Regions from separate parts of the Homo sapiens genome. Here all the other regions are linked to region 3. Evidence: chromatin loops called from intact Hi-C (ENCODE). Cell type or tissue: GM12878. All regions are shown on one strand. Region 1 has its middle 8.1 kb from the start of LBHD2. Region 2 overlaps LOC105370686 (a long non-coding RNA gene). Region 3 has its middle 17 kb from the start of TNFAIP2.

What was found. Hi-C counts contacts between places; a loop is a spot of excess contacts. Peaks named below come from ENCODE experiments on the same cell type or tissue, not always from the same donor. Only the 100,000 strongest peaks of a DNase experiment are listed, where the experiment ranks them.
Region 1: a loop joins it to region 3, with 8 times the contacts of the local background. A loop is called at or near these places in 5 of 110 quality-filtered maps.
Region 2: it touches region 3 in a loop (5-fold over the local background); 4 of 110 quality-filtered maps call a loop at or near these places.

What each region holds. Positions count from the first base shown.
Region 1 is chr14:103,073,587-103,078,586 of GRCh38, reverse strand. No RefSeq gene overlaps it. Among named protein-coding and RNA genes, the nearest start is that of LBHD2, 8.1 kb to the left of the region's middle. RefSeq lists a silencer at 2,539-2,988 and an enhancer at 3,182-3,773. In GM12878, CTCF peaks have their summits at 136 (motif pointing left) and 2,855 (motif pointing left); DNase peaks (open chromatin) are centred at 96 and 2,756; H3K4me3 peaks cover 1,023 bases.
Region 2 is chr14:103,291,049-103,296,048 of GRCh38, reverse strand. LOC105370686 (a long non-coding RNA gene) reads left to right here. Exons shown (of 3, transcript XR_944246.2): 3 at 1,472-1,975. Among named protein-coding and RNA genes, the nearest start is that of EIF5, 41 kb to the left of the region's middle. In GM12878, a CTCF peak has its summit at 3,065 (motif pointing right); a DNase peak (open chromatin) is centred at 3,028.
Region 3 is chr14:103,138,368-103,143,367 of GRCh38, reverse strand. It overlaps the pseudogene NDUFB4P11. Among named protein-coding and RNA genes, the nearest start is that of TNFAIP2, 17 kb to the right of the region's middle. RefSeq lists enhancers at 2,922-2,971, 3,002-3,051. In GM12878, CTCF peaks have their summits at 1,110 and 1,984 (motif pointing right); DNase peaks (open chromatin) are centred at 2,034, 2,467 and 2,887; H3K4me3 peaks cover 623 bases; H3K27ac peaks cover 903 bases.

The sequences.
Region 1 (5,000 bases), 65 kb after region 3:
GATGAAGTGAGACCATCTCAAAAAAAAAAAAAAAAAAAAGAACGGAGGTGAGGGCGGCATCTGCATCTACTGGGGTGCTCCACTGGAAGCGGAAAGCCTGGCCCTGGGCCAGAAAGGCTTGCTCTCAGTACCCTCTTGTGGCCGTCTTGGAGTAAGACACCGCAGACTGCCTGGGCAACATCAAGGACTGCGCAGTGACAATACACCACTTCGGTGTTTTACCTGCATGTCTCTGCTACATATAATCCTTCCTTCCTTCCTCCCTTCTTCCTTCCTTCCTTCTTTCTCTCCCTCCCTCCCTCCCTCCTTCCTTCCTTCCTTTGGGTGTTTTATATGCATGTCTCTGCTACATATAATCGTTCCTTCCTTCCTCCCTTCCTCCCCTTCCTCTGCTTCCCTCCTTCCTTCCTCTCTGCTACTCCCTTCCTTCCTTTTTTTCTTTCTTCCCTTCTTTCTTTTTTTTTTTTTAACAGATGCAGCCTTGCTGTTTCCCAATCTGGCCTCGAACTCCTAGGCTGAAGAGATCCTCCCACCCCGGCCTCTGGAGTAGCTGGGACTGCACAGGCTCATGCCACCAGGCTGGGCCATGTGAGCACTGTGGCCCTATGCCACAGGATCGTGATGATCCTCTGACAGGGCAGGTCCAGGACCAACTCCTGTGCCCCTTGGCAGACTGGCAGGCAGGGGGTCCTAAATAAATGACCCTGGGGCCGGGCGCGGTGGCTCACGCCTGTAATCCCAGCACTTTGGGAGGCCGAGGCGGGTGGATCACGAAGTCAGGAGATCGAGACCATCCTGGCTAACACGGTGAAACCCCGTCTCCACTAAAAATACAAAAAATTCTCCGGGCGTGATGGCGGGCGCCTGTAGTCCCAGCTACTCCGGAGGCTGAGGCAGGAGAATGGCGTGAACCTGGGAGGCGGAGCTTGCAGCGAGCGGAGATCGCGCCACTGTACTCCAGCCTGGACGACAGAGGGAGACTCTGTCTCAAAAACAAAAAATAAATAATAAATAAATAATAAATAAATAAATAAATAACCCTGGTGGAGGTTGGAGGGGCCAGGCGGGTGGATGGAGAGTGAAAGAAGAAGGTGACTGGAAGAGGCCTCCAGCCTCTCCTGGGACTATCTCACCCTGCTAGGAAGCCCTGGTGCAAGGACTTCCAGCTGTCTTCTCCCACACTAAATCCCCAGCCCCTAAGTATTGGTTGACAGCAGTTTCCAGACGTTTCCCTCTGGATGTGTTACAAATCACCCAGTTTCAGAGGGGTTTTTTATGGCCAGGAGCAGTGTCTCACGACTGTAATTTGGAAGGCCAAGGCGGGCAGATCGCTTGAGCCCAGGAGCTCGAGACCAGCCTGGGCAACATAGTGAGATCCCCCCCATCTCTAAAAAATTATTATTTTTTTTAAAAAGTAGGCTGGGCACGGTGGCTCACACCTGTAATCCCAGCACTTTGGGATGCGGAGGCGGGTGGATCACGAGGTGAGGAGTTGAAGACCAGCCTGGCCAAGATGGTGAAACCCCGTCTCTACTAAAAATACAAAAATTGGCCGGGCGCGGTGGCTCACGCCTGTAATCCCAGCACTTTGGGAGGCCGAGACGGGCGGATCACGAGGTCAGGAGATTGAGACCATCCTGGCTAACACAGTGAAACCCCGTCTCTACTAAAAATACAAAAATTAGCCGGGCGTGGTGGTGGGCGCCTATAGTCCCAGCTACTCAGGAGGCTGAGGCAGGAGAATGGCGTGAACCGAGGAGGCAGAGCTTGATGTGAGCCAAGATCACGCCACTGCACTCCAGCCCAGGCGACAGATAGAGACTCCATCTAAAAAAAAAAAAAATTAGCCAAGCACGGTGGCTCTCGCCTGTAATCCCAGCATTTTGGGAGGACCATGCGGGCGGATCATCTGGAGGTCACGAGAGAGAGACCAGCCTGAGCAACACGGTGAAACCCCTCTCTACTGAAAATACAAAAATTCGCCGGGCACGGTGGTACACGCCTGTAGTCCCAGCTACTCGGGAGGCTGAGGCAGAAGAATTGCTTGGACCTGGGAGGTGGAGGTTGCAGTGAGCCGAGATCGAGCCACTGCACTCCAGCCTGGGCGATAGAGGCAGACTCCGTCTCAAAAAAGAAAAAAAAAAAGGAGCCAGGAGTGGCGGCGCCTGTAGTCCCAGCTACTTGGGAGGCTGAGGTGGGAGGATCACTTGAGCCCGGAGAGGTTGAGGTTGCATTGAGCCGTGATCGCATCACTGCACTCCAGCTTGGGTTACAGAGCAAGACCCTGTCGAAAAAAAAAATACGGTTTCAGTTTTTTATTTTTTGGTGGGTTTTTTTGTTTGTTTGTTTTGGGACGAAGTCTCGCTCAGTCGCCCAGGTTGGAGTGCAGAGTGGCGTGATCTCAGCTCACTGCAACCTCCGCCTCCCAGGTTCAAGCGATTCTCCTGCCTCAGCCTCCTGAGTAGCTGGGATTACAGGCACCCACCACCACGCCAGGCTAATTTTGTATTTTTAGCAGAGACGGGGTTTCACCATCTTGCTCAGGCTGGTCTCGATCTGCTGACCTCAGGTGATCCGCCCGCCTCGGCCTCCCAAAGTGCTGGGATTCCCGGCGTGAGTCCCGCGCCCGCCCGGGGTGTTTGGATGTCGTCCTAAGAGGCTCCACCCACAGGGGCAGCCCCGGGGCGCGGCTGCGGGGCGCGGCCTCGGCTCCGGCTGAGGGTCTGCCCTCCTAGTGGGAGTTGCGGAGAGGAGGCGCCGCGGAGCGGAGCGGGACCAGGCCCGGGGAAACGCGGCCGGAGGCGGGGCGTCGGCAGGAGGGGCGGTGCTAACGGCCCCGGGTTCCCGGTGCTCCAGCGCCCCCTCCCGGCTCGAGAGAGGAACGCCCGACCACGTCCCTCGGCGGCCGCGGGCGGAGGAGCCGGGCGACACTCCTGTCCCCCTCGCCGCCGCCTCCAGCCTCCCCCGGCACAGCCGGAGAGAATGAGGCTCCAGGCAAAGCCAAGCAGGATCCAGGGCCGGGGCCCGCGCGGAGCCGACACCCTGCTCATAGGAAAGCGAGGCTTGCTTCCCATTGCACGGAAGGGGAAGTCGAGGCCCGGGCGCTTGCTGGTCCGGCGCAGGGAGCTCGGCTCCGGCGCGGAGCGGGGAGGGGGATCGGGCTCAGCGGGGGCCCGATCTAGGCGACTAGGAGCGCCCATCCCGGGACTGCAGCCAGGCGGTCTGGGAGGGGGTGCTGTCCTTAATTTCTGGCTTGAAGGACAGGTGACCCGGGACAGGTGGAGACGGAAGTGAGAGGGGCAGCCAGGTGATGGGGACGGCGCATGCAAGAACCCAAAGGCCGGGAGCATGGGGCTACTGCCGACACCAGAGGCTAGTCCCACCCGGTGTTGACCTGGCAACCAGCCGGGGAGGAAGGGAGCTGTCTGAGGCCACACCCGACGCCCACCGGTGTCACCCGGAGCTGAGGTCATCCGGCCCGCCCTGGGCTGGCAGAGTTCAGCCTGCCCCACCCTCAGCCCGCCCACCGCAGGGGACCTTGCTTGTCGCCTGCCCTACTTGGCCCCACTTTAACCCTGGTGCTGTGCACACAGACAGGCCTGGCAGGGCTCAGGTCTCAGGCGGAGGGTCAGGGTTGTAACTTCCAGAGCCTCTGAGGACTCCTCACTGCTGAGGGCAGCAGCTGGCAGCCTCCAGCTGGGAAGCTCTGGGGATGGCCAGGTCCTGCCGTGTGGCCAGCACAGTCTCACCTCACTAAGGGGCAGCTCCTGTTCACAGAGGTGGGCAAGGTCCTGCTGCCAGGCACGTGCTAAATGAGCACTAATTGTCGTGGGCCACCTTTGTGTAACAAACATTAACTCTAAAGTGTGTGCCCCTTCTTAAAAAGTCCTCCTTAGTACGGTGGTGGGTAAGACGGAAATGGTATGTGTGTGTATAGTGCACAAGTGTGCTGGAGAGCTACGCCATAATCCTAGCTCAGCTCACACCGCATGTCCTGTGAGCAGGCACTCTCCAGGCAATTGGCCTGAAACCAGATGGCTTCACTGAATCATGGAAGCCCTATAAAGATGGCGTAGTATCCCATTTACAGGGAGGAAACCAGGGACCGAGAGGCTGAAGAGCCTGCCTGGGGTCACAGAGCTTGTGAGGGGAGAGCTCCGTCCTGGAGTGCACCATGACACTGTGCACTGGGCTGCGGGGCCCCGGAGGCAGGAAGGTGCCGGGGTGGGGAGACACCCCGTCACTGCAGCTACATTGACACTGGCCACACCCCAGCTGGGGCCTGGAGACCTCCAGTCCCAGGACAGCACTGGGGCGGTACAGGAACACATACTGAGACTGGGAGGGAAAGAGGCTTGCCCTGGAACCACAGCTGGAGAAGCCCAGAGCCAAGGGAGGAACCCCCAAGGCCAGCGGCCCACAGGGGAGCCCTGTTGCCCTCCCTCTCCTCCTGCACCAGGGGCGCTGAGCCCTGCGGACAGGCATGATGGGTGCTGGGCCCGCAAATCATGCAGAACCCGCCCACACCCCAGCAGCCACAGGTTGAACTGATTCTTGCTGAGCTCTAAAAGCCTCCAAGGGAATCCCCTGAGCCCTAGGGGCAAAGATGTGACTGTGGCCGCCAGGGAGATAGGGGTCCAGCCCTTCATGGCCCTGGCCCCACCTGCGGGGGTTTGGGGTAGGATTCAAGGCCCGGCTAGCCTCAGTCCCGCATCATGGCTGCAGGGTGGGGCCTGACATCCTGGGCCCTGCCCTGCCTCTGTGCCCCAGAGCAGTCAGGGAGAACGGATGCCTGAGGCTAGGCTGCTTGTGCGCACTCTGTCCTGGCCTGGGCACCCATTTCCCCGGCATCCCGTCTCCCCCAGCCCCGGCCTCCCAGCAGTCAGGTCACTCAGTCATGCAGGCCAACATTTCCTCCCAGCGAGCGGTCACCAGACTCAGTGCCAACACTGCGCCCGAGGGGTGTGCAGCCTGGGTTGGCTGGGTGGGGTGTAAAGGTG
Region 2 (5,000 bases), 150 kb before region 3:
TTTGAGACAGAGTCTGGCCCTGTCACCCAGGCTGGAGTGCAGTGGTATGATCTCAGCTCACTGCAATCTCCACCTCCTGGGTTCAAGCGATTCTCCTGCCTCAGCCTCCCAAGTAGCTGGGACTACAGGCACCTACCACCATCCCCAGCTAATTTTTGTATTTTTAGTAGAGATGGGGTTTCACCATGTTGGCCAGGCTGGTCTTGAACTCCTGACCTCAGGTGATCCACCTGCCTCGGCCTCCCAAAGTTCTGGGATTACAGGCGTGAGCCACCATGCCTGGCCTAGATCCACAAATATTAATACTTACCATTGTGTCACAATTGCCTACAGTATTCAGTACAGTCCCACGTTGTACAGGTGTGTAGTAGGCTGCCTCATCTAGGTCTTTGTCATGATGTTCACGCAGCCACGAAATTGCCTAATGACACCTCTCAAAATGTATCCCTGTTGTTAAGCAACACATGACTGTATACATAGATACATTTGAAAATAAATTTTTATTTAAAAAGAATATTTGTTTAGAAATAATATTTATTTTAAAAGAATGACAAAGCCATAACATGTTAACATTAGTCATTATTTTTAAATGAAAAATAAGTATGTTCTGAAACCACAACAACAAAGTTAACAATAAGGGTGGCATTAGTTTTCATTTTTGTCAATATCTTTATGGTCTGGCTTGATAGGAGACAGGTAGATTCTCATATCTGCTTCTGCATGAGTCTGTTGTGATACGTTGTTTTGGTTGAAGTTTGTGGGGAATATTCAGCCGCTCACAGACATGCTGTTGGAAAAGGATGAGTAATTCAATACAGTCTTTAGATAGTTGTGACTATCCTTCTTTGATACCACACCAAAACTGGAGATGTTTAAAGATTAGTTATCATGATTATTTAAAGATTCTTTAAAAGATGAGTTATAATCAAAGATTGGTTAAAATGTGGATTAAAGGTTAGTTATAATGTGGATTCGAGATTATAATCTTTAAACTGAAAGGGTCTTGTACATTTTCATTTACTTTATGTATATGATGTGAAGTAGAGCTCCAACTTCGTTCTTCTGCAGGTGGCTCTCCGCTCTCCCAGCTGAAGAAAAGACTGTTCTTTCCCCACTTCACCCTCACATTTGGGGGTCAATTGATTTTGATGAGAGTGCCTTGGCTCTCATCAAAATCAACTGACCCCTAAATGTGAGTTTCTTTCTGGAATCTCAGTTCTATTGTATGGGTCTATATGTCTGTCTTTATACAAGCACACACAGGTTTGACTACTGTAGCTTTGTAGTAAATTTTGAAATCAGAAAGTGTGAATCCTCCAATCTTTGCTCTTTTTCAAGATTTTTTTTTGGCTGTCTGGGTTCCTTGAGTTTCTACATGAATTTTAAGATCAGCTTAATTCCTACAAAGAAGCCAGCTGAGACTCTGATGGGGATTGTCTTGAATCAATGTTCTTTTTGCTATAACTTATAGAGTAAATTAAACAACTGAAGGAAGGTCCCTGTGAGCTGCAGTCCCGGGAGAAGAGGAAACCCTTCAACATGGATTCTGGAAAGAACAGCCTTGGCTTTCTTCTGAACAAAAAGTTCTGGCCCAGCTGGACCCGGGGTGGGCACCGGGAGTGCAGGCTGCTAGTCCTCTCCTGCCAGCTTTGCGAGGCGTGGGGAGCACCTGCAGCATGGCTCACCTGAACCCAGTCCCCAGGCCCATGGCCTCCGAGAGATGAACACTGGCTGCCCAGAAGCAGGTGTGGGTAGGAGGGCAGAGGGACTGCCCGCAGGCGTCCCTGGGCTCCCTGGCTCCTTTCTGCTGATGTGCCGCCTCAGTCGGACAGAGGTTTCAACACACTTGTACCCTTCTCAACACAGGCCAGGCGTCTCCGGGGCCTGGAAGAAAACCAAGGTCAGGGGATCTCCTAGTTCAACAAGGGAGAACAACATGTAAGGAAGATAAAAATTAAAGCCGTGTCGGATGTGAGACACCCAGGGTCTCATATGACAAGACGCGAGTGGACTGCAGGCTGGGGCGGAGCTGTGGAGAGGGAAGACCCGGGGTGGGGCCGGGGAGAGGGGAGGCCGGGGCGGGGTGGGGGTGAGCAGTGGGATCCAGGAAGGTTCTCAGAGGAGAAGATGCCCACCCACACTGGGATTACAAGGAAGATAGGAATTTGTCAGAGGGCAAGGGGACAGCGGGAGGGAGTGACCAAGGGGGTCAGCAGGGGCAAAGGCCAGGAGGTGGTCACAGTATAGGTGTGTGTGGGGATGGAAGGTGTCAGCACAGCTGAGGCTGGGGAAGGGACAGGCAGGGCATCCCCGTCCTCGAGAGCCAGGCCAGAGCACTCGGGGACTGTCCTATGGCCAGCAGGAACCTGAAGGGCTTAGGAACATCCCCTGGCAGCCAGACACAGGATGGAGGGGAGGGCGCGGGACGGTGAAACCCTCTTCTTCTGGAACTCAGCCCCTCTGTCTGGGAGACACAGGAAGGAACTGCCAGGGCTGTGGACTTGCACAGTCTTGCCTGAACTATCTCATCCCTGGCAGTTTTGTTTGTTTGTTTTTTGTTTGTGTTTTAAAGATAGGGTCTTACTCTGCCACCTAGGCTGGAGTGTGGTGGCACAATCATGGTTCACCGCAGCCTTGGCCTCCCTGGCCCAGGTGATCCTCTCACCTCAGCCTCCGGAGGACCTGGGTCCACAAGCACACACCAGCACACCCAGCTAATTTTTATTTTATTTTATTTTATTTGTAGCGATGGGGGTCTCACTATCTTGCCCAGGCTGGTCTTAAACTCCTGGGCTCAAGTGATCCTCCTCCCTCAGCCTCCCAAAGTGCACCTGATATTACAGGCATGAGCAGCTGCGCCTAGACCCTGGCAGCCTTTTGAAATGGAATGTATCTGTCACCATCTTTGCAGATTAGGAAGCCAAGGCTAAGAGAAAAGAGTGACTTCTTCAGGGTCACCCTGTCATCCATGTCGGTGGGGAAAACCCTGGACAGCCCCACGCTACCCTGATTTCTTTCCCTCATCTCTGTCCTCAGACTGGTCAGCAGGGCATGCAATGCCCACCAGAGGGCACCAAAGGCCAGATTTGCCGTGCACTCCCACACCGTTTTGAGTCTCAGATGCGGCCTCCATTGATTAGAGTCTCAGATGCGGCCTCCACTGATTGAGTCTCAGATGCAGCCCCATTGATTGAGTCTCAGATGCAGCCCCTATTGGTTGAGATCCCCAGGTGCAGCCTCCACTGATTGAGAGCTTCACATGCAGTCCCCATTGATTGAGAGTCTCAGAGGCAGCTCCCATTGATTAAGTTTCAGATGCAGCCCCTGTTGATTGACTCTCAGATGCAGCCCCCATAGACTGAGAGCCCCAGAGGCAGCCCCACTGATAGAGAGTCTCAGATGCAGCCCCCATTGATCGAGAGTCTCAGATGCAGCCCCTATTGATTGAGTCTCAGATGCAGCCCCTGTTGATTGAAAGTCTCAGGTGCAGCCCCCATTGACTGAGAGTCTCAGAGGCAGTCCCCACTGATTCCCAGACACAACCCTCAATGACTCTCAGATGCAGCCCCTATTGATTGAAGTCTCAACTGCAGCCTCCATTGATTGGCAGTCTCAGATGCAGCCCCATAGACTGAGAGCCCCAGAGGAAGCCCCATTGAGAGCTCCAGAGCAGCCCCCATTGATAGTCTCAGATGCAGCCCCCATTGATAGAGAGTCTCAGATGCAGCCCCCATTGACTGAGAGGTTCACACGGAGCCCCCACTGAGTGACAGCTTCAGATGCAGCCTCCATTGATTGAGAGATTCAGATGTGGCCCCCATTGATTGAAAACTTCAGAATCAGCCTCCATTGATTGAGAGCCCCAGATGCAGCCTCCATTGAGAGCTTCACATGCAGCCCCCATTGCTTGAGTGTCTCAGATGCACCCCCCACTGGTTGAGAGTCTCAGATGCATCCCCCATTGATTGAGAGCTTCACGTGTAGCCCCCATTGCTTGAAAGTCTCAGATGCAGCCCCTGTTGATTGAAAGTCTAAGATGCAGCCCCCAATGACTGAAAGTCTCAGAGGCAGTCCGCACTGATTCTCAGACACAACCCTGAATTACTCTCAGATGCAGCCCCTATTGATTGAAATCTCAAATGCAGCCCGCATTGATTGAGAGTCTCAGATGCAGCCCCCATTGACTGAGAGGTTCACATGGAGCCCCCACTGAGTGACAGCTTCAGATGCAGCCTCCATTGATTGAGAGATTCAGATGCGGCCCCCATTGATTGAGAGCTTCAGAATCAGCCTCCATTGATTGAGAGCCCCAGATGCAGCCTCCATTGAGAGCTTCACATGCAGCCCCCATTGCTTGAGTGTCTCAGATGCACCCCCATTGATTGAGAGCTTCACGTGCAGCCCCCATTGCTTGAGAGTCTCAGATGTACCCCCCGTTGCTTGAGAGTCCCGGATGCACCCCTCATTGATTGAGAGCTTCACACGCAGCCTCCATTGATTGAGAGTCTCAGAGGCAGCTCCCATTGATTAAGTCTCAGACACAACCCCTATTGATTGACTCTCAGATGCAGTCCTCATTGACTGAGTCTCAGATGCAGCCCCTATTGACTGAGAGTCTTAGATGCAGTCCTCATTGATTGAGAGTCTCAGATGCAGGCCCTATTGACTGAGTCTCAGATGCAGCTCCTATTGACTGAGAGCCTCAGAGGCAGCCCCATTGATTGAGAGCCCCAGAGCAGCCCCCACTGATTGAGAGCTTCAGATACAGCCCCCAGTGATTGACAGCTTCACATGCAGCCCCCAGTGATTGACAGTTTCAGATCCAGCCTCCATTGCTTGAGAGCTTCAGATGCAGCCCCCCATGATTGAGCTTCATTCACATGCAGCCCCCACTCTGGATTCTCCGCTGAAGGGTCACCCTGGTAGAGCCTTAAGAGAATTGAAGCTCAGGTCCAGGTGGCTCTGCGGCCCTCCTTCTGAGTCTGAGGTGACAGGGTAGG
Region 3 (5,000 bases):
TCCAGGCTGGTCTGACTAATCTCACTGCTGGCAGCCCCCTCTCACAACCCCAGAGAGCAGCACTGAGTGCCTGATGGCACCTTCCCCCACAGAGAGCAGCCAGCATCTGGTAGCAGGTGGGTCCTGGTCTCTTCCATCATGGAGGGGACACAGACTCACCTTCCTGGAAGGGACACACTTTGCCTCCCTTACCCAGAGTGTTTCTGCAGCACTGCTGCTTGTAGCCTCACGTGATGCCTTTCACCATCATGGCTTCCATGCAGGGCTGCTTCTGACCAAGGAACCCATTTCACCACCAAGGAAATGCCACAGTGGCTCGTGGCCGTGGAATTCACTGATCTTACTGCTTATTCTATCACCCAGAAGGAGCTAGCCTCAGCAAAAGACTGAGTGGCAATACCCAGGAAAGATGGACTCTATTTTACAGGATTCCATATACGCTTTGAATCAGGGGCCACCACATGGTTCTACTTCCCTTATAGCCAAAATGCATGGCTCCAGAAACCAAGCTGTCACAGGTAGTGACTAACTAGGACCAGTGGCGCATGCAATAAAGGAATTTACCAAGAGAGTTGTAGGTAAAGACAGGCAGGCTTATTAGAGAACACAGGAAAATACATTGCAAGAAAGCAATGGGCAGATCAGCAAAAGGGGAGCTGACTACAAGGAGACAAAGACTTGTGGGGGATTTTATAGGATGGTGCTTGTGCTGGAGAGGGCCACGCGCAGTGCTGATAATGCCCAGGTTGCAGCGAGCTAACTGACACTTGTCTATCGGCTGAGGATCTGGCGATAAGATGGGCACAGGAAGATTGTGAGTTATTTGCTTAGGAGGGCTCTGTGTGTCCTGGGCCATGTAGAAAGGCAGGCTTATAGCTTATCTGTTTTTTGTTTGTTTGTTTTGCTTTCCCTGCTCCCCCCAGCCTGACTCCTCTTCCCCGATTAGAACTCCATGCAACCAGTTGATATGAGGGGGATCCACTTACTATTACCCCCAATAACAACCAGCTGGCAGGATTTTTGCTTCCTGTCGCAGCAACTTTGAGCTCTGCTAATGTGAAGGTCTTAGTCCCGGAGAGGAACATCCTTCAACCAGGAGACACAGCAATGGTTTCATTAAATTGAAAGATGATGCCGCCACCTGGCCATCTGGGGCTCATTCTGTCATGACACCAAAAGACCTAAAAAATGATTGCTCTCTTGACTGCAGTGATAGGTTCTGATTCTCCTGGGAGACCAGGCAGCTGCTACTATGTCTGGAAATCAGGGCATTCATTCTCTGCGGCACTTCTGACTATTTCCATGGCCAATAGAAAAGGTTCATGGAAAACTACCCCAGCCATAGAAAGGCAGGAAAATTGAGGACTCAGAACCTTCTGAAATGAAAGTTTTAGTTGTTTCATCAAGTAAAGATCACCAACTAGCTGAGGTCCCGGCTGAGGGAGGGGAAAATCCAGGATGAGTGATGGGAGAAGGAACCATGGACTTCAAGCCTCGGCTCCCAACTGTCACGGAAGCAAGGAGTGTAGTAGTTTTGCTTAGTTTCCTTTGCTTGTTTTCACGTGTTTGTTTCCACATGCCAACCATTTTCCTGTTTTCTCTCGCTGGCATCTGTATTGTACACACAATTTTTTGGAGGTTAGTGTTACCATTCAGTCTTCAGGTAACAAGATATTCAGTGGACTGTGGTTGAATTTGTGGTGTAATTAACAGAGCCAACAGTGGCTACAGTAACCATTGGCACCTTGTCCTCACTGTCTCCTCATTTTGGAGACAGCGTGAGTGCATCTTCACTTGTGGGAAGGATACATGTATTGCATTTACTGGAATTTTTAGAAAAGGTTAAACGTGTGTAAAAGGGTGCATATGGAAAGCAACTGCCTGCTATCCATCTACTGCCTCTGACCCAAGCCCATCTTTCACTGCCCTACTTGGGGATTCTGGAACTTTTCCCTCTCTCCTGCTGGCACGGTGCTGTGCACTGTCAGTAGAGGGCGCTGGAGAGACAAACAAGGAGGGAGGGGGGTTTCTTTTCACTTGTTTATTGGCTGCTCACCTGCACAGCCTCCCAGGACGGCTTCCCCCGCCTTGCATAAGTAGCTTTGCAGCAAGTTCTGAGGCACAGCACCTGGCTGTGCATGGCTTACCTGGCATCTCAGGAGGCTGCGGGGTCTCACTGCAGGGATGGTGGGGGCATGCATGGGGGGCATGCATGGGGGGCTGAGGGGCTGCAAGGCAGCACAGGGTCAGAGGATGGGAGTTCTGGGGGCGACCAGGGACTGCTGGGTATAGCAGCAGTCAGTATGGGTATCGCCCATCGGTATGACTTCTCCCTGGCAAGCCCCTCCCACGGCTCAGCTATCATCCTCCATAGTGATCGCCTGACAAAACCAGAGTCTTGGTTAAACTCAGCCCTGTGATTACAGTCTGCACCTCAGCGCTGAACTTGGCTTCACGCCAAGTCACAGGTTGCTGATGAACCCACTTCAAAGAGGCGCTGGACATGGCTGGTTGAGCCTACCCCTGAGACACTAAAGTATTTTCCTCCTCTCTCCTCCCATCTCCAGCAACACCACTTTCATTTTCTCAGTTAAATGTTCAGTTATAAAATGCTAATAATATAACACATTCACATGCCTCATAATGAAAATTTACAAGCTATACGGCCAAATACCTCCTTCCTAACTTCTGTCCCCATCCAACCCTGTTCACCTCTCTCTCTCTCTCTCTCTCTCTCTCTCAGACACACACACACACACCACAAACTCTGCTCTGCACTGTGCTTTTTTCCACTTAACGTTATGTGTCCTGAATGTCAACATGAGAACAGAGAGAACTTCCTCATTCTTTTTCACCGCCACATAGTACTCCATTGTTTGGGTGCACTGCAGTGATTTCCCTGGTGTCTGCCGATGGGCATTTAGGGAGTTTCCAGTATGTTGCTACTGTAACTGAAGTGACTAGTCTGGCACTCAAGTTGCTTTGCATAGCTGGTAGAGCATGGATAAGGTACATTCCTGGAAGGAGAATGGCTGCCTCACAGGTTCCTGCATTTGTCAGCCTGACCCGGAAGCCCAAATCACCCTCCACAGGGGCTGTGCAAAATGATGCCCCCAAAGCAGTGAGCGAGAGAGAGGGCCTGGCGGCCGGCAGCCTCGCACACAAAGTGTTGTCACTCACCGGGGTATTGGTCACTCTAATGAACCACATGCCCATTCTGCAGACATCTCAAACTTTAAAAAAAAAAAAGATTAATAGAAGATTTATTTAGCAAAAATACATATAGCCATTATTGCAAGACTTAAATGAGATGTTAAATGTTCAACCCAATTTTCTTTCCTGGATAAGTTTTTCTTTCATATCCCTGTCAGTTTTGAAAACATAATACCAGAAGAAGGGGGGCCCAATTCCACAGAGAGCTCCCAAGAGTGAGTTTCTGGGAGTGAGTCTGAAGTTGAGATAAACCTTTGCTGATCTTGCTTACGTTCAATGCATCTGGGCAGCGTCTTTGATGAGCCCTGGCGGTTAGGCTGGTGGCACTGAAGCAGGCCTCCAGGGTCTCCTGTTTAAGCAGGATTTTAAGGCCAACCCTGCGGCTTGCGCCTGCTGGGTTTCTGGAGATGTGTCATATTCGGCTGGGTTGAGGGTCCAGGGCAGAGTGGCCAGGCATGAGAGAAAATACTTTGGGTCAACACCTGTGAAAAGAAGGAAAAAATAAAAATAAAAAAAACACCAGAAGAATACTTTGGGAACAACATCGTGGTGACACAGGGCACAACTGCGAGTGCGGAGGGACCTCTCCCCCTGAACTTGACCAAGCGCTTCCTCAGCCCTTTCTCCCCTCCCAGGCCCTCCCTGTCCCTGGAAGCAGCCTGGTTCCCTCCCGGTCTCTTAGAAGCCCCTGGGCTGCTCTTTCCCTCAGCCCACCGAGAGCTCGCTCCATCTCACTGCACGAGGGGGCCCTCGCTGCCGCCCTCATCTCTCCCCTGGGGACCCCAGCGCCCCCGAAGGGCAGAGGGGTCTTTCCAAGCCATAAATCCCATGAGTTGAAACTCGCGTCTCCAGCCCCTTCCAGCCCCGCTCCCCAGCTGGAAGGAGCCCACTTACCGGCCCCCTCCTTCCTCCTGCGGAGTCTCCTGTCCAGGATCCCTTTTCCCCAGTCCTGCCGTCTTTCTTTGCCTGAAACCTGGAATTCCTCCCCGTTCCCGCCCGCCGGCCTCCGCAACCTCCTCCCTCCCCCGCAGCGCCCAGCCCGGGTCTGCTCCAGGCACCTCCTCAAGACCGGGCCTCCAGCGACTGTCCCTTTGAGCCGCCCTTTCACCCGCAGGCACCCCCGGCCCGTCCCCGCGCCTGCACTCAAGCTGCTTGTTTGCTTGCTCCTGGCTCCTGCAGGGAGCGTCAGCCCCCGGGCTGCTTCCCACTGCTGGAGGCCGGGGGCGCCCGGTGTTCCGCGGGGGCTGCGGCCTCCCCGCTCCACCCCTGCTCACAGGAGCCTGGGCAGCCCGGGGCCCGTCCTTGCACAAAGGCACCAGGCCTGGCCCAGGCCCCGCTCCGCCCGCCCTGTCCCCGCGCTGGGGGACTCGCTCCCCTCCGCCGGGCAGATCCTCCTCTCCGGGGGATTTTCCTGGAGAAGTTACTGGTGCAGATCCAACAGCTGGCGGGACAGTGACCCGGAAGGCCCCCGCCCCGAAAAGCAGGAACAGCAGGAACCTCCAAGGCGCCGCCCGCACCCTCTTCCTCCTCGCCTGGGGCCTCGCGCCCGGAGCCCGCCCCTCTGCCAGGGGTGGACGCAGCCCGGGGAGGGGGGTCCACCTGGCCCCAGGTCCCGCCGCGCTCCGACGACTCGGCCCGCCCTGGCCGCCGCGAGGCTGGGGGTCACTTTGGGACCTAAGTCCGCCCCCGTGGGAGAATGTGTGCCAGGGCCCACTGACAGCTTCCATCGGGGCTCAGGCGCCATCTCTCCCCACGTTTGCCCAGGGTCAGGGGGCCATGCAGGGGAG